Regions from separate parts of the Homo sapiens genome. Here region 1 is linked to region 2. A link is a loop called in an ENCODE intact Hi-C map of the cell type or tissue named here. Cell type or tissue: ascending aorta. All regions are shown on one strand.

Region 1 (8,000 bases), 390 kb after region 2:
AGAGAAATTGTACCAGAGTTAAACGGGCAAGGAAGACTTTATTCAAAACGATTACAGTGAAAGTCAAGACTATTGTAATAGGAGTGAGAGATCAAATTCAACTTCTACTGGGAAAAAATGCAGGAGAGTTTTTAAGCACTGGGGTGAGCTAGTGGAGAAGTACTACAGGATGTTGAGGGGGAGGTTGGTCCATGTGATTAGGCCATCTGCGTTTTCTAATTGCGCTTATCCAAGTTTGACTCCTACCCTCCCACCGAAACTGAGAGAGAGGGGCACTATCTTATTTTTGGAAAAGGGGCACCTTTTTCAAAGGGGTGGCTCCCAGGTCCTAGAGAAAGACATTCCTCGGGTGTAAAACTGGCAAGAGGCTGGGAGATGTACATCTCAAAAGGGAAATAGAAAGAATCTACAATTGCAAGTTTCCTAAATTAGATGCTCTCAGTAAATGGAGGTCAGGGGTTTATAGTCAGGAATAAATCTGTTTAAAGTTTAGTCAAGCTAAGGGGAATGTTAAGGCCATCTTGGTCAGTGGATTTCTGAGCATCCATGCATATTTGACTCCAAGTTAGAGGAATACAAGGAAAACTCACTTGCCTGGAATCTCTCCCTACTTCTTCTCCTGCTGGTGAAGTTTATTCTTGTCTGGCAGGTTATAATCCTGTTGGAGTGTATATGGCCACCTAAAGACTGATCATAGGTCTTTAAGATTCAGTTTGAATAAATAAATACTTTTAGTGTTGCTATATAGTCAGCTTGGGAATAGGCTCTTCTCCTTGGACAGACAGCTTCCAGGGTTCCTGTATAGGAAATATTTCACTTTTTCACACTTTAGAGCCAATAAAAATGTACTTTTCTGCAAAAATGATGACAATGACAGGATATAACATCTGCTTTATAAGAGACAGCTGCATACAGTAGCTCCACACTAAATTTAATCTAGTCCTTAATTCTTAGCTGTGTTCCTGAGGGAGCATGACTAAAACCATTGCGTTAGCTTGTTCCCAACGATGATGTCCAATAAAGATGCCAAAAATATTTTAGCATTATTTTTATCTTTGACATTTGAAAGCAAACCACACTTACTGGTAAAATTTTGTTTAACATCTTTACTAATTGCCTTCAGTATGTTAAAAATGTAACCCTTTTAACAGTCATCTTTCCTTTTTGAGGTATTTTGTGCTAATTTAAAATACTGAAAAGGAATAAAATGCACAAGAATAAAATGAGGCAATGTGGTATTCAAACCACTCTCCTTTCTTCTCTGGCTGTGTGAATTTGCTCAAGTTTCTTCATCTCTATGAAGTTCAGTTTTCTACCTGATAAAATTGAAATAATAAAAACATCTCCTCTGCATTCTTGTTTTGAAGGTTGAGGATTATGTATGATAAGTTCTTGAAACATAGTAAGTACCTAACAGTATGTTATTATAGATCTGAAAGCTTCATATATACAGTGTGGCTGTAAGAAGGGACTACTATTGTTTCAAAACTGTAAGGCAGTTTTGAATATACCCATGAGGTATTCTGAGCCCAGATGTGGTTAATTGTTTTTCTTATTCTCACTTTCTTGAAAGAAAATTTTTTTTGAAGATTATAGTACCAAACAGAGAGCTAGAGAACAAATGCACTGCTGGATAATTGATTTGGAGGTAACTTTCATTTATGAGTTGTGAGACCAGGCCCCTGGATTCTGGACTCCAAATTCGGTATTTTTTCAAGAGTATCCAAAGAGACAAGGTCCATTCTTTGATGCAGGACCAAGGTAGCACTAATCCTTGGCTAGTTTTTGGAAGGCAATCTCAAAGCTGGATGTGATACAAACAGAATAGGTATTGGGATAACTCCAGAAAAATTTAGTCTTTCATTAATTCTTGCATGCATGCATGCATTTATTCAAAAAATATTTGTTGAGTACCTCCTACCTAGCCAGCACTATAGCAGGTGTCAGGAATAGACAAAAATAATAATAGCTAATTCTTATTATGCCCTGCTGGTACTAGGAAAGAGTTTAAATACTTTATTGCTCTTTTACTCATTTACACCTCAATAACTCCCTGAAGTCTATATTGTCGCTTTCCCCATTTTATAGATAAGAAAATTGAGTGAAAGAGAAGTTAGAAAACATATATGGTAACATAACATCGTGAAGTCAGAACCCAGGCTTTTGAACACCACTTCATAGTGTCTCCTCTAAAATAATAGTGAGCTAAGCAGACATGGTACTTGACCTTGCCTAGTGAAGGAAAAGAAATTAATCAAATAATCACAATAAGTGTATGATTATAAACAATTATAATGGGGCACATCCAAGAGTAGGAACATTACATAGAGAGAACCTGATAAGTGTGAAGGCACAGGAAGAGCATGAGAAACTGAATAAAGGCCAGGGTGGCTGGGACACAGAGATTCACGGGGGAAAACAGTGCAAAGTACCACCAGAGAGGCAAAATGTTTAGATCCTGTATAAGCCTTAACTTTGGGGTCCAGAATACCTGTGTTCCAATCCCAGCTCTGCCACTTTTTTGCTCTGTATTTGCGGCAAAGGACTTAACATCTCCGAGCTTATGTCTTTATTTTTAAAATAAGGATAATAATAAGATCTACCTCACAAAGTTACTGAAGTCAACAGATGAGTTATTTTATGTCTGGCACTTAGCATAGTGCCTGGCACATTATAAAACTAAATAAAGATTAGTTATTATGATGATTATATGAAATTATAAAAATACTTTAAATTTTATAAATTATAAAATATACAATTTCAATTCACTTACTGAATCTGATTCTTTTCTTTAGCCTGAATTAATTCTCTAATTTATAGACTTAATATTTATAGAGCAGGATGTGAGCTAAACTGTTCTGCTTTCTTCAGCAGACCCTAGACGAGAAAAAAATTTTAAAAGATAGTTTAAAGTAACAAATGTGTTAGTTGTTATAATAACCCAACTCCATTACCTTACATATGCACAGACACATGCTCTGGCACAGGCATTTGTGTGTGTGTGTGTGAGTGTGTATGTGTGCACTGTAGTTCAGACAAGCTTTCCATATTCCAGTTGGATCAAGCCGGTAAATCTGACATAGTCCAGGTCCCCAGGTAATTCCCCAGAGTGCAATTATGTTGAAACCCCAAATCACTGGCACTACTGCATCACAGTTGTTAAAACAACCCCAGAAAAGCTACACAAATGAATGAATTTCCAAATTTAGCCTGAGTGATTGCTTAGAGCAGTGACTATCATTCTAAGGAATGCAGGGGGTTAGTGCAAGGTATTGCCGAAGTAGGTGGCGGATTTCCTCCTTACACAAAACTATGATAGTTAGTGGGTTTGTAAAAACTCAGCAGAAATAAAATTCTTCATTTATTTTGTTTCCACGAGTAGAAAACAGGAGAATTTCTCTTTTTCTCTTTGTGATCAAGAGGAAGGTAGCAGTGATACCAGAGTCATCTCACAAAATGCCAAGTGAGTGGAGCTGATCCATTGGCACAGGTGACAGAAGCCTGCTTCATTACCCCCAAGCAACAGGTTTTTGTCAGCGGAAGGAATAGTCAAAGAATTTTCTGTATAGGTTATCACCCTAATAAGCCCACTGTAAAAAACACCTTAGGAAGAATTTATTGATAGTCAGCACAACGCAAGTCTAAACAGAGGCTGCAAACTGAGTGGGTGTGGAAGAGGCTTGAGGAAATAGGCTATTCATAGAGAACAGGGAGGTGCTTGCAAACAGGGAAGTTGGAGATATTCCATAAAAAGATTTTTCCTAGGGCTGTGTCATTTTGAAAAAATTTAAGTGCCTCTTTAAGCAAAAGATTGTTGGTTCCCAATCCCTGCAATAAGCCATCTGGCCTTGGGTGAGGCTATTGCCATATGGATGGTCATTTTATCTGAGGAGCAACCAAGAGCACTATGAAAAAAAAAACATGTAATAATGATCTCTAATTGACTATATAGTCTAATTTTAAAAACTATGGCAAACTCAAAGACTTCAAAGTGCTACAGGGAAAATTTGCACATGGCTGATGCCTTATCTGCCTTCCTACTCTCTACATCTCAGTCTCAGCATGCAGCTGGTCACATCTGCTTGCATGGGTCTTTATGCTGCCAGTCAAGCTGTGTGGAGAACAGGCAGCATGACTGGGTACATGGCCGCAGGTGCATCAGTAACTCCTCTAGGTAGGAACAAATAAAGTTTATGTTTGGAACAACCAACTGGAAACTCAGGAAACCCTCTTTAGTAAACATTGTAAGAAAACTTGGCATAGTTCCAAAGACAGTGTACTGTCATTTACTTTGTTTAAGGAGAAAACTTATTTTCCCAATGTGTTTTCAAAAATTTCTGATCATTATGTTTAGCTATCCAAATAGTCTAAGAAGTCAAACAAATCAGTCCTTTGCTACAGTTACCATCAACGGGATACAAAGAAATGGATATTATTTTAATAGCCAATTGCTTTCCAAAGCTACTTGAGGAATAAATATGACTTAACAGAAAATATTTGATGTTTCACTAAATTAAAGATAATGGATATCCTTGTTTTTATAAAGGGATCTAAGTCTATTGAAGATTTGAGCTGCATTCTTTCTGAAATGTGTGCATACTGATTCATTCAATTTTGAAGTAATTTATCACTTTTACAAATTAAATGACTTTCCTCTGCTTCTCACACAATGAAGTTATGTGTGAAAATTAACTAGGCCAGGCGCGGTGGCTCACGCCTGTAATCCCAGCACTTTGGGAGGCCGAGGCGGGTGGATCACGAGTTCAGGAGATGGAGACCATCCTGGCTAACACGGTGAAACCCCGTGTCTACTAAAAATACAAAAAATTAGCCAGGCGTGGTGGGGGGCGCCTGTAGTCCCAGCTACTCGAGAGGCTGAGGCAGGAGAATGCATGAACCCGGGAGGCGGAGCTTGCAGTGAGACTAGATCACGCCACTGCACTCCAGCCTGGGCGACAGAGCAAGACTCCATCACAAAAAAAAAAAAAGAAAAAAGAAGAAAAAAAAAGAAAATTAACTAATGGGCTGGGCATGGTGGCTCACGCCTGTAATCCCAGCACTTTGGGAGGCCCAGGCAGGTGGATCACGAGGTCAGGAGATTGAGACCATCCTGGCTAATACAGTGAAACCCAATCTCTACTAAAAATACAAAAAATTAGCCGGGCATGGTGGCGGGCGCCTGTAGTCCCAGCTACTCGGGAGGCTGAGGCGGGAGAATGGCCTGAACCCGGGAGGCGGAGCTTGCAGTGAGCCGAGATCATGCCACCGCACTCCAGCCTGGGCGACAGAGCAAGATTCAGTCACCAAAAAAAAAAAAAAAAAATTAACTAATGATTCTGCAATTTAATGCTCTTTCTTGAAAGAACACTCTAGGGAGTTTTATTCTGATATGCTGCTAAAGTTTAGGATATGTTTATTAATTTACAACATCCATATAAATGATTTCTGAAATTAAGAAGGGAAATGCACTCTAATTTGCCAATGTGATTGGCTTTTGTAAAATTCTTTCCAAAAAGTCACTTGAATATCCTTGATATTATACAATGAAATATCTTTATAGACTCTTACCATAACTCAGTGTTCCTGATGATTTTGTCTGTGATTATTAAACATTTTACTATCACAGAAATAGAAAAAAAATTGAAATTCCTATGAAACCACAGAAAACCCCAGATATTAAAAAAAAAAAAACTTGAACAACAACAACAAAAAAACAAATTTGGAGACACTACCCCACCTGATCTCAAAATATATTACAAGGCTATAGTATTCAAAACAAGATACTGGCATAAAAACAGATATATAGATGAATGGAACAGGAAAGACAGCCCATAAATAAATCCATGCATTTACAGCCAATTGATCTTTAACAAAGGTGCCAAGAACACAAACTGAGAAAAGAACAGTCTTTTCAATAAATGAGATTGGGAAAATTGGAAATCCATGTGCAGAAGAATGAAATTAGACCCTTATCTCACACCATACACAAAAACCAACTAAAAATGGATTAAAGACTTAAACATAAGACCTGAACATGTAAAACTACTAGGAGAAAAACAGGAAAAAAATACTTTTTGAAATTTAGTCTAAGCAAAGATTTTTTGAATATGATCCCAAAAGCATAAGTGACAAAAGCAAAAATAGACAAATGGGATTGCAACAAACTTTAAAAAGCTTTTGCACAGCAAAGAAAACAATAGAGGGAAAAGAAAACCTACAGAATGGAAGAAAACATACAGAATGAAAAAATATTAACCACTGATAAGGGGTTAATATCCAAAATATATAAGAGACTTGCTATGGCTTTGATGTTTGTCCTCTAAACCTCATGTTGACATTTAATTCCCAGTGTTGGAGGTGGGGCCTAATGGGAGGTGTTTAGGTCATGAGGTGAATTCCTCATGAACAGATTAATGTCCTCCCATGGGGGTGAGTGAGTTCTCATTCTTTTGCTCCTGAGAGATCTGGCTGTTAGAAAGATCCTGGAACCTTTTCCCTTTCTCTCTCTCCTGCACCTCTGCCCAAACACTCCCCTGTGCCTTCCACTGTAAGTGCAAGTGGCCTAAGATCCACACTAGATGCAGATGTCCAATCTTGAACTTTCTGGCCATCAGAATAGTAAGCCAAATAAACTTTTTTTTCATAAATTACTCAGCCCCAGGTGTTCCTTGATAGCACACAAAATGGACAAGACCAAACTCAAATAACTCAACAGCAAGACAAAAAATTACTCAATCTAAAAAGTGGGCAAAGAACCAAAAACAGATATTTGTCAAAAGAAGACACACAAATGGCTAACAGGTGTATGAAAAAAAAAAGTTCAACGTCACCAAGTATAAGGAAAATGCAAATTAAAAACACAGTGATATCACCTCACACCTGTTATGATGGCTGTTATCAAAAAGATGGAAGATAATAAGTATTGCCAAGGATGTGTAGAAAAGATAACACTCACATACTGTTGGTGGGAAGGTAAAACTAAAAACAGAACTACCATATGATCCAGAAATCCCACTACTGGGGATTTATAAAATAAAAATGAAATCAGCATGTCAAAGAGATATTTACACGCCCATTTTCATTGCAAACATTATTTACAACAGCCAAGATAGGAATCAACCTAAGTTTCCCCCAACAGACATATGTATAAAGAGAAAATGTGACACACACACAGATACACACAGACACACACACACACATACACACAGTGGACTACTATTAAGCCTTTAAAAAGAAGTGAGTCTTGTCATTTGCAGCATGGATGAAACTGGAGGACTTTGTGCTAAGTGAAAAACCAGACACAGAAAGACAAATATTGTATGATCTCACTTGCTTGTGAAATCTAAAAAAGTTGAACTCATAGAAGCAGAGAGTAGAGTGGTGGCTGTCAGAGGCTGGGGGATAGGACAGGTGGAGAATGAGCGCTATTGGTCAAAAAGTACAGTCTCAGACAGGATGAATAAGTTATGAAGATCTATTATATGGCATGATAACTATTGTTAATATAATGTATTGTATACTTGAAAATTGCTAAGAGAGTAGACATTAAATTTCTTACCACTAAAAAAGACAAGTATGTGAAGTAATGGCTATGTAATTTTGTTTGATTTAATAACTTCCCATTGTATGCATATGTCAAAATATCACATTGTACAGTGCAAATACATACAATTTGTATTTGTCAATTATATCTTAATAAAGCTGGGGGAATGTTAATAATGGCAATGATGGTGACAATTGCTGAACAATTGCTTTATGCTAGATACTATTATTTGGTAGTTGATATAGAGTAGTATTTAAGTACATTGGCTTTCAATTCACAGAAACCTCGTTTTCTATTACACCTTTAATGAGTACATTATTCAGCAGAAGTTAGCTTATTCATGACTGTCAGAGAAAGTCTTCTATGACCTCTTGGAACTCAATTTCTCCATATGAGAAATGGAAATAAAACACCTACCACACAGAATTGTTACTATAGCAGATAATTTATATACAGC
Region 2 (8,000 bases):
GCCCATTCAGTATGATACTGGCTGTGGGTTTGTCATAGATAGCTCTTATTATTTTGAGATACGTCCCATGAATACCTAATTTATTGAGAGTTTTTAGCATGAAGGTTGTTGAATTTTGTCAAAGGCCTTTTCTGCATCTATTGAGATAATCATGTGGTTTTTGTCTTTGGTTCTGTTTACATGCTGGATTACATTTATTGATTTGCATATATTGAACCAGCCTTGCATCCCAGGGATGAAGTCCACTTGATCATGGTGGATAAGCTTTTTGATGTGCTGCTGGATTCGGTTTGCCAGTATTTTATTGAGGATTTTTGCATCACTGTTCATCAAGGATATTGGTCTAAAATTGTCTTTTTTGGTTGTGTCTCTGCCAGGCTTTGGTATCAGGATGATGCTGGCCTCATAAAATGAGTTAGAGAAGAATCCCTCTTTTTCTATTGATTGGAATAGTTTCAGAAGGAATGGTACCAGTTCCTCCTTGTACCTCTCGTAGAATTCGGCTGTGAATCCATGTGGTCCTGGACTCTTTTTGGTTGGTAAGCTATTGATTATTGCCACAATTTCAGAACCTGTTATTGGTCTATTCAGAGAGTCAACTTCTTCCTGGTTTAGTCTTGGGAGGGTGTATGTGTCGAGGAATTTATCCATTTCTTCTAGATTTTCTAGTTTATTTGCGTAGAGGTGTTTGTAGTCTTCTCTGATGGTAGTTTGTATTTCTGTGAGATCGGTGGTGATATCCCCTTTATCATTTTTTATTGCGTCTATTTGATTCTTCTCTCTTTACTTCTTTATTAGTCTTGCTAGCGGTCTATCAATTTTGTTGATCCTTTCAAAAAACCAGCTCCTGGATTCATTAATTTTTTGAAGGGTTTTTTGTGTCTCTATTTCCTTCAGTTCTGCTCTGATTTTAGTTATTTCTTGCCTTCTGCTAGCTTTTGAATGTGTTTGCTCTTGCTTTTCTAGTTCTTTTAATTGTGATGTTAGGGTGTCAATTTTGGATCTTTCCTGCTTTCTCTTGTGGGCATTTAGTGCTATAAATTTCCCTCTACACACTGCTTTGAATGTGTCCCAGAGATTCTGGTATGTTGTGTCTTTGTTCTTGTTGATTTCAAAGAACATCATAAAGAAAATAATTATATTTTCAAACACCCCCAAGAATTTTGAAGACTTGCAGAAAAATAATCTGCTCTCCCGGTGCCAATATTCTGTTGAAAGTCATAAATCCTTACTTTAAATAACTATTGAAATATTTGTGTCATTATTAGTTCACTACAGACTTAAATAAAAATCCACTGCTGTATGCAGCACCTTAAGATGAATTATAAATTATTCCTGTCTCATTCACTCAAGATACAAAATCTTAGATAGAATACCCAACTTGCTAAGCCTAAGCCATATCCCCTTGACACGGGGTTGAGAGATATGGTATCTAACTTCTCCTACATCCTAGTAAGGTATCCTAAAATTTAAATAAGAGTAATCATTACGGAAAAGGAAAGACCCCTAATCTCTCCTCTTATGTTTAACTTGTCATGATATGTGGTTATAAAGAAATGTATATATGTGTGTTTCTATATGTACATACACACACACACATATATATAGTGTTTCTGTATGTAAACACATACATACATACATATTTATGTGTATAAATATGCAATGTATTCATATGTTGATATCTCGGAATGCAGCACAATGAATCCTGTAAACATCCTGAAATCCAATTGTCTCTGTCATTTAAAATGTTTTTAGGCTTAATAGTCAGAAATGGTATTTTTTTAATTTAAAAAATGTTTTAGCTTCCCCCATCCGTTTAGTTTTAGTTGACATGTAATAATTGTATATATTTATGGGATACAGAGTGATATTTTAATACATGTACATAATATATAATGATCAAATCAGGGTAATTAGCATATGATACCTATCACCTGAAACATTTTACCTTTCTTTGTGCTGTGAACATTCAAAAATCTTCTCTTCTAGCTTTTTGGAAATATACAAAAATGATAATGAACCATATTCACCCTGTGATGCTTCAGAACACCCAAACTCATTCCTCCTATCTAGCTGTAATTTTGAATCCTTTATGCAAGTTCTCCTCCTCCTCCCCCTTATGCTTCCCAGCCTCGAATACCCACAACTCTACTCTCTACTGGAACTGGATACATTAAGGAAAATAAAATAAAGTATATTAGTAAGATTAATTTCACATGTCCTTGCTTTGTAAAATGTGGCTACTAAAAAATTTTAAATTACATATGTGGATAATATTATATCTCTACTGAACAGCACAGATCTATGGGACAGGAAAGGAAACCAATAATTAACAGGGTTGACAATTAAAGCAACAGAAAGAAGGTGGCACATGCATTTTATTTTAAGTTTTCCGAGATAGGAAATATTGAATTGGAGATTATTCATATTTTAGGAAAGTAGTGAACGGAGGCAATTAAAAATAAAAATCTTTTTTTTTTAGCATAAATTCAGTTTAGTGATTAGGAACTTGAGATTTTGCAGCCCATTACCTAATCAGAGACTATTACTACTTACGAAAAAATTCTCATGTGTAAATAGTCCCTTTTTCTTTGTAAAAGCTTGACCGAGTATTTTGCTTATGTCTCAGACTGTCATGGGGCCAAGAAGGGCTGGAAGAAGTGGATGTTTTTATTTCAATTGATTGCTTTTTGACCCTTTCCTAAGTGACAGGAGGAGTTTCATTCTTTCCTCCTCAATTGATCTTCTCACTGATTGTTTAAACAAGTGGACCATATCTTGGTTAGGTAAATCTACAGAAAATAAATGAAGAGTATGTTCTGACCTTAAACAAATGAAGTATTTTTTAAAAATCTTTTTATTATAGAGATCCAAATTTATCTGAAGATAATTACCTACCCTAATAGTAATCAATACCTGGCCAATCAGACCCTATTCACATCTACATCCATTTAGCACCTCCCTCCATCCCATATATTTAAATCCCAGATATCATACCATTTTATCTATAAACATTTCAGTATGTATTTCAGAAAATAAGGACTCTTTGTATAAAAAAACAAGGCTACAATAGCATTATCATACCTAAAAAGTAATTCTTGATTAATAAACCTTTGGTAGCATCAAATCTGCTCAGTGTAAAAAAATTTACTGGAATATTTTCATGGTGATTAAATGCAGATTAATACCAGGCTCTGAAACTTACATAGTTTTATGATATGCCATAAATAATTTACCTTTTCATGTTTCAATATATGAATTTTGATCATCTTCTCATGCTGATTTCTGAGAAAATAAAAATAGAATCAAATTGTTATCTTATTATGTCCCTCTGATTATAATACTCCTTGGCAATATAAAAATATTTTGTAACACAATTTATCCCTTAGGAACAAACTGAATTACCATTATGATTATTAACCACTAGATGCCACAGTTGCTTCACACAAATGAAATTAACTCAGCCTTGATCTGTCAAGAAAAAATGATAACATTCAAAATAGCTTAGTAAAATCCTGATTCAAAGTGTCAGTACAAGCCTAATCTTGATTATACCTTGTAACAGAAGCATAAACTGAACATTCATGTATATATTGACCTTTTACTTTCATAAATGATCAAAGAATGATTCCACCCTTTAAAGTCACTTGCGCCTTTTCTGTGATTTTAAAGTTATTAGTAACCTTTTCCAATTAGTTTTAATATCTAATGTAGTCCCATTAGAGCAGTTTGCTCAAAGACTCTCTGCTAAGTATAGCAGACTTTGTCTTGGGGTGGTTGACATTAAAGTCTTTCCAAAGCCACAGGAACACAATCTCTACAAGAAGAAATCTGTCTTCACTGTGAATCCAGATGATACCTTATGTTCCAGTAGCTACAGCTCAGAGAAGGTGGCAAATAATTCATATGTTACTGTAGTCTAATATGGACATATTTGAAATAGTTAAAGGGTTTAGGAAAGACAGAAAATCAGTTTTGTAATTTTCTTTGTAAACTATTATAATTTTAGAAGGATTTTATTATTGCTTTTTTCTCAAAATCCACTATAGAGGTGCTTCACAGAGATTTTATGAGATGGTTCACAAGTATACTTATTGGCACATTCTTGCTTAGATAAGAACAGCAACTATATGAGACATTTTTTCCAGAGTTATTATTATAGAATTACCTATATTTGTGTATTCTTTCCTCTAACACAGTATATAGATTTTTATTATATTTTGGTATGCAATTATGTTTATTTTTCTTCAATGTTAGTTCCATGAAAATTTCCTCCTCAACAACCCTTACATCCAATTGACATTTTTAAAAATTATTCCTATAACTTATTACTTAATGTTTTGAAAATAAAAAAGTGAGTTCTTGATAGAGATTTCCCAGAAAATTACCTCCTCTAAAAGTCATGTATCTTCAGAACTAAAGTGAGATGAGAAAATTACTTCACTGACTTTGGGAAACGCCCACAAATAACACCCACAAATAACAGGAATCTGAATACATATAAAATTAAATTTACATAAAAATCTTTTCCCAAAGCTTCTACTTATTACAAATAAGGAAAGGGGCAGACACTGTGCAGGAAGAAAAAAAAAAGAGGCTTGTTTTTTCCCTTCTATTCTCAAGTGATGAGGTCACTTCAATAAAGATTTAAATGTTTTCTCTAATTCTACCCTTGTCCCACTGCAGTTTATTTTCTCCCCATAGGAGCTAGAATGATCTTTGTAAACAATAAATAAAAACCAGATCACTACTCTACACAACAGCTTCATTGTCACTCGGAATAAAAGCCAAAGTCTTTATGAATGTCTGCAAGGATCTATATATGCACTGTCCAATATGGTAGTCCCTAGCCACTTGTGTCTATTGAACATTGGAAATGTGGCTAGTTTGAATTCAGGTGTGCTGTAAGTGATGAGCACACAATGGTTTTGAAAAATTAGTACTAATAAAAAGGATGTAAAATATCTCCCGATATTTTGGGTATATTAAGTTGAATAAAAAGTATGAAAATCAATTTCACCTGTTTTTAAATGAGGCTTCTAGAAAAAAATTAAATTATATATCTTGCAGTTGTGGCTCACATTATAATTCTATTCAGCACTGACCTAAATTATCAACAAGTCATCCGCTTCCTCCTTTTTCCAATCTACTTTGGCCTCTGCTGCGTCTCAATATGCCATGTCTGTGTCAAAGACTTGTGTTAGCTACTCCTTCTCCTTGAAAAGTATTATTTCAGATATCTTCAGGATTAGTTTCCTCACTTTTTTCTGTTTTCTGCTAAAAGTATCAGAAAGAACTTTCCTGACGTATCAGTTTTAAGTGGCCTCACCCAACACATAATACACTCACTATCCTTCTCTTTTTTTTAAATAAACACTTACACCGACATATTACAGATATTTCTTTATATGTAAAAATACTTCATATACACACATGCATGCGTGTGTGTGTGTGTGTGTGTGTGTGTGTGTGTGTGTAATCTCCTCTTAGAATACAAGTCCCATGAAGTCAGGACTTTGTTTTGTCTACGTTTTTTTTCTCAGTGATAGTGTCTGCCTCACAGTACATACTAAATAAGTATCTGTTAAATAAATGAAAAGATGAAATGTAATAAAAATAAGATGATAGATACCATGAGAGAGACGTTTTAGCATAAGGGAAGGGATTAGAAAATGAGAACATTTCCCAAGTGTTTACAATGAACTAAACATTATGTTAAGCACTTCATATAGTATATTAATAAAGCCTCACAGAAATGAATTTACAGATGAGAAATCAAAAACTTAGAATTTTCACAACTTGCCCAAGGTCACTTGTCTCATATGTAATATCACTTCAATGATTTCATTTTATCTGAATCTTTTCTAGTGCCTTCCCTGACTCCCATACTAAATTAGATGCTCTTATAAATATTCTCAGAGTACTCTGTATTTCTATTCATATCATTTATCACCATTGTAATTCATTTCCTAGTGTGATGTTTAATGTGTCTTCTTCAATGCACTATAAGCTTCATGATGGGAAGCACTGAATAGTTTGTTGACATCTCCATGTCCAGAGCCTTCCACCTTGTCTAATGTTTAATCTCTAATATACACTTGTTGAATAAGTGAATGAAATTAACTTCCTCTCCAAATATTCCAAACAGTTGATGAATTGGGTTATTTATGCCCAATGAGAATTAATGATTTTGTAGATCAACAATATGAATGGCATCCATTACCATAAAGCCCAGTTGAATACTGCAGGGGAGAGGGTACTGGTGTGTAGGTGGACTTATTTGTCCTTTACTGTTGACCATATGCAATAGGAAATCCTCTGTAAATGTGCTGTCCTACATGGTAACCCCTAGCCACATGGGGCTATTTAAATAAAAAGTAATTAAAATTAAATAAAATGAAAATTCATTTCTTCAATCACACTAGTCACCTTTCAATGCTCCATAATTTTATGTGGCTACTGTCTTATCAGCACAAATAAAAAAAAATTTCCATTATAGCGAAAGTTCTATTGAATAGTACTATTCTAGAAATTTTAAAATGCCTTTGACGATTTAAAAATCAGAAGGGGCCTGTTTGACTAGCTTTGTATTCTAACTAAAATTTAACTTTGAGAGAGCCCAGTAATCTGTATTCCCAAGTGTCTCTGGGAAAAACCTAGACATGGAAAAGGAGCTTCATTGTCCAGCAGATGAAACATTTAGTCAGACGTGCTCATGCACAGCCAGGGACCGGTGTGGAAAGAACCATTCCTCCAAAGGCTCCAGGCAGGCCTAGTGTTCCAGGGACGCTGCCAGCACCTCGCTGGATCGAGCCATTATGTCTAATGCCATTCAATACCATCCCTTTGCGTTTGATGTCTAAAACAGAAGACTGAAATTTGAAGAGAAGGAAGTACTTGGGATGCCAAATGCACCCCAGACTATAGCTTTATGCACAACCTTTAGAGAGAAATTTGTTAATGCTCCCTTCTTCAAAAATCATATACCTTCAGGTAATTTCTTCCTAACGTAACTAAGGCACAATGATTTTGGCCAATACAGCTTAACTTTTTTTGAGATTCTGTTGCTGGACAATTTTCCTCCCTCATTGGAGAGGTAAAATTTTCCTGTCTTTGCCTTAGAAAATAAAACGGTTCATAGGCAAGAATAAAAATCATATCCTCCATTTTATTTTTTGATTAAGTTCACTTATTTTGTGGGGGTAAGAATTTCTTTCGTTTGGATCTTCAGGGTATTGGCCCTGTGAATGTGTGCCCATTTCTCCACTATTTGCCAGTCCCACTGAGCCAATCTTCTACCAAGACTGAAAATAGACCATAGTTCTCATTTCTTGAACAGATATCATCAGGAGAGCCGAGGGGGAGACCATTAGGCAGCCCCACATTTTCCAACTCAACAGGTGGAGGACATGGGATTTTTACGTTCTTTGGGGATTGAACCCCCACACACCACCAACTCCCTTAGCCTTTCAGGATAAGTATTTCCAATCCCTCAGAGATTTTCTTAGGAGAGACCCTAACGACAATGGTGCTTCTGTGAAGGACTGAGGAGAGCTGGTGGACGATGCAGGTAGGAGGGAAGTTAGGCTGGGAGGAGAGGTGCTGGGATGGGACGTTTGGTTTCCTGACAAGTGACCGACTAGAGAGAGAAGGCGCGGAGTGGCAGCGGTAAGAACAACGTGGAAAGGACGGAAAACGCGAAGAGTGGCGCCCTGGCGGACCTGGGGCGGGGCAGAGTGGTAAGGGTCACGCCAGGACGTACCCGGCTGTGGGCCGGGGGAGGAGAGCACGGTGGGACAGCAACGAACTTGCTGGGGGCTCCCGGACCCGAGCTCCGCCGATGAGGTCAGCGGAGCCTAGGCGCCGGGAGGAGGCCAGTAGAGCCCCCAGACACGAGTGTCGGGAGGCCAGCGGAGGGGCGGGACGGGACGGGAAATGGGACGAAGAGCAAGAGCTGGGGGAGGAGGGAAGAGGGGGCGTCGGCGCTGCAAGCCGGAGGC

What was found. Hi-C counts contacts between places; a loop is a spot of excess contacts. Peaks named below come from ENCODE experiments on the same cell type or tissue, not always from the same donor. Only the 100,000 strongest peaks of a DNase experiment are listed, where the experiment ranks them.
Region 1: it touches region 2 in a loop (4-fold over the local background); 2 of 110 quality-filtered maps call a loop at or near these places.

Annotation. Positions count from the first base shown.
Region 1 is chr5:130,286,159-130,294,158 of GRCh38, forward strand. No RefSeq gene overlaps it. Among named protein-coding and RNA genes, the nearest start is that of CHSY3-AS1, 380 kb to the left of the region's middle. In ascending aorta, no CTCF peak of the experiment used is centred here; a DNase peak (open chromatin) is centred at 3,113; H3K4me3 peaks cover 453 bases; H3K27ac peaks cover 1,415 bases.
Region 2 is chr5:129,896,225-129,904,224 of GRCh38, forward strand. CHSY3-AS1 (CHSY3 antisense RNA 1) reads right to left here. Exons shown (of 3, transcript XR_002956248.2): 2 at 3,237-3,285. It also overlaps a transcript of CHSY3 not described here. Among named protein-coding and RNA genes, the nearest start is that of CHSY3, 4.2 kb to the right of the region's middle. In ascending aorta, a CTCF peak has its summit at 3,446 (motif pointing right); a DNase peak (open chromatin) is centred at 6,767; H3K4me3 peaks cover 639 bases; H3K27ac peaks cover 1,265 bases.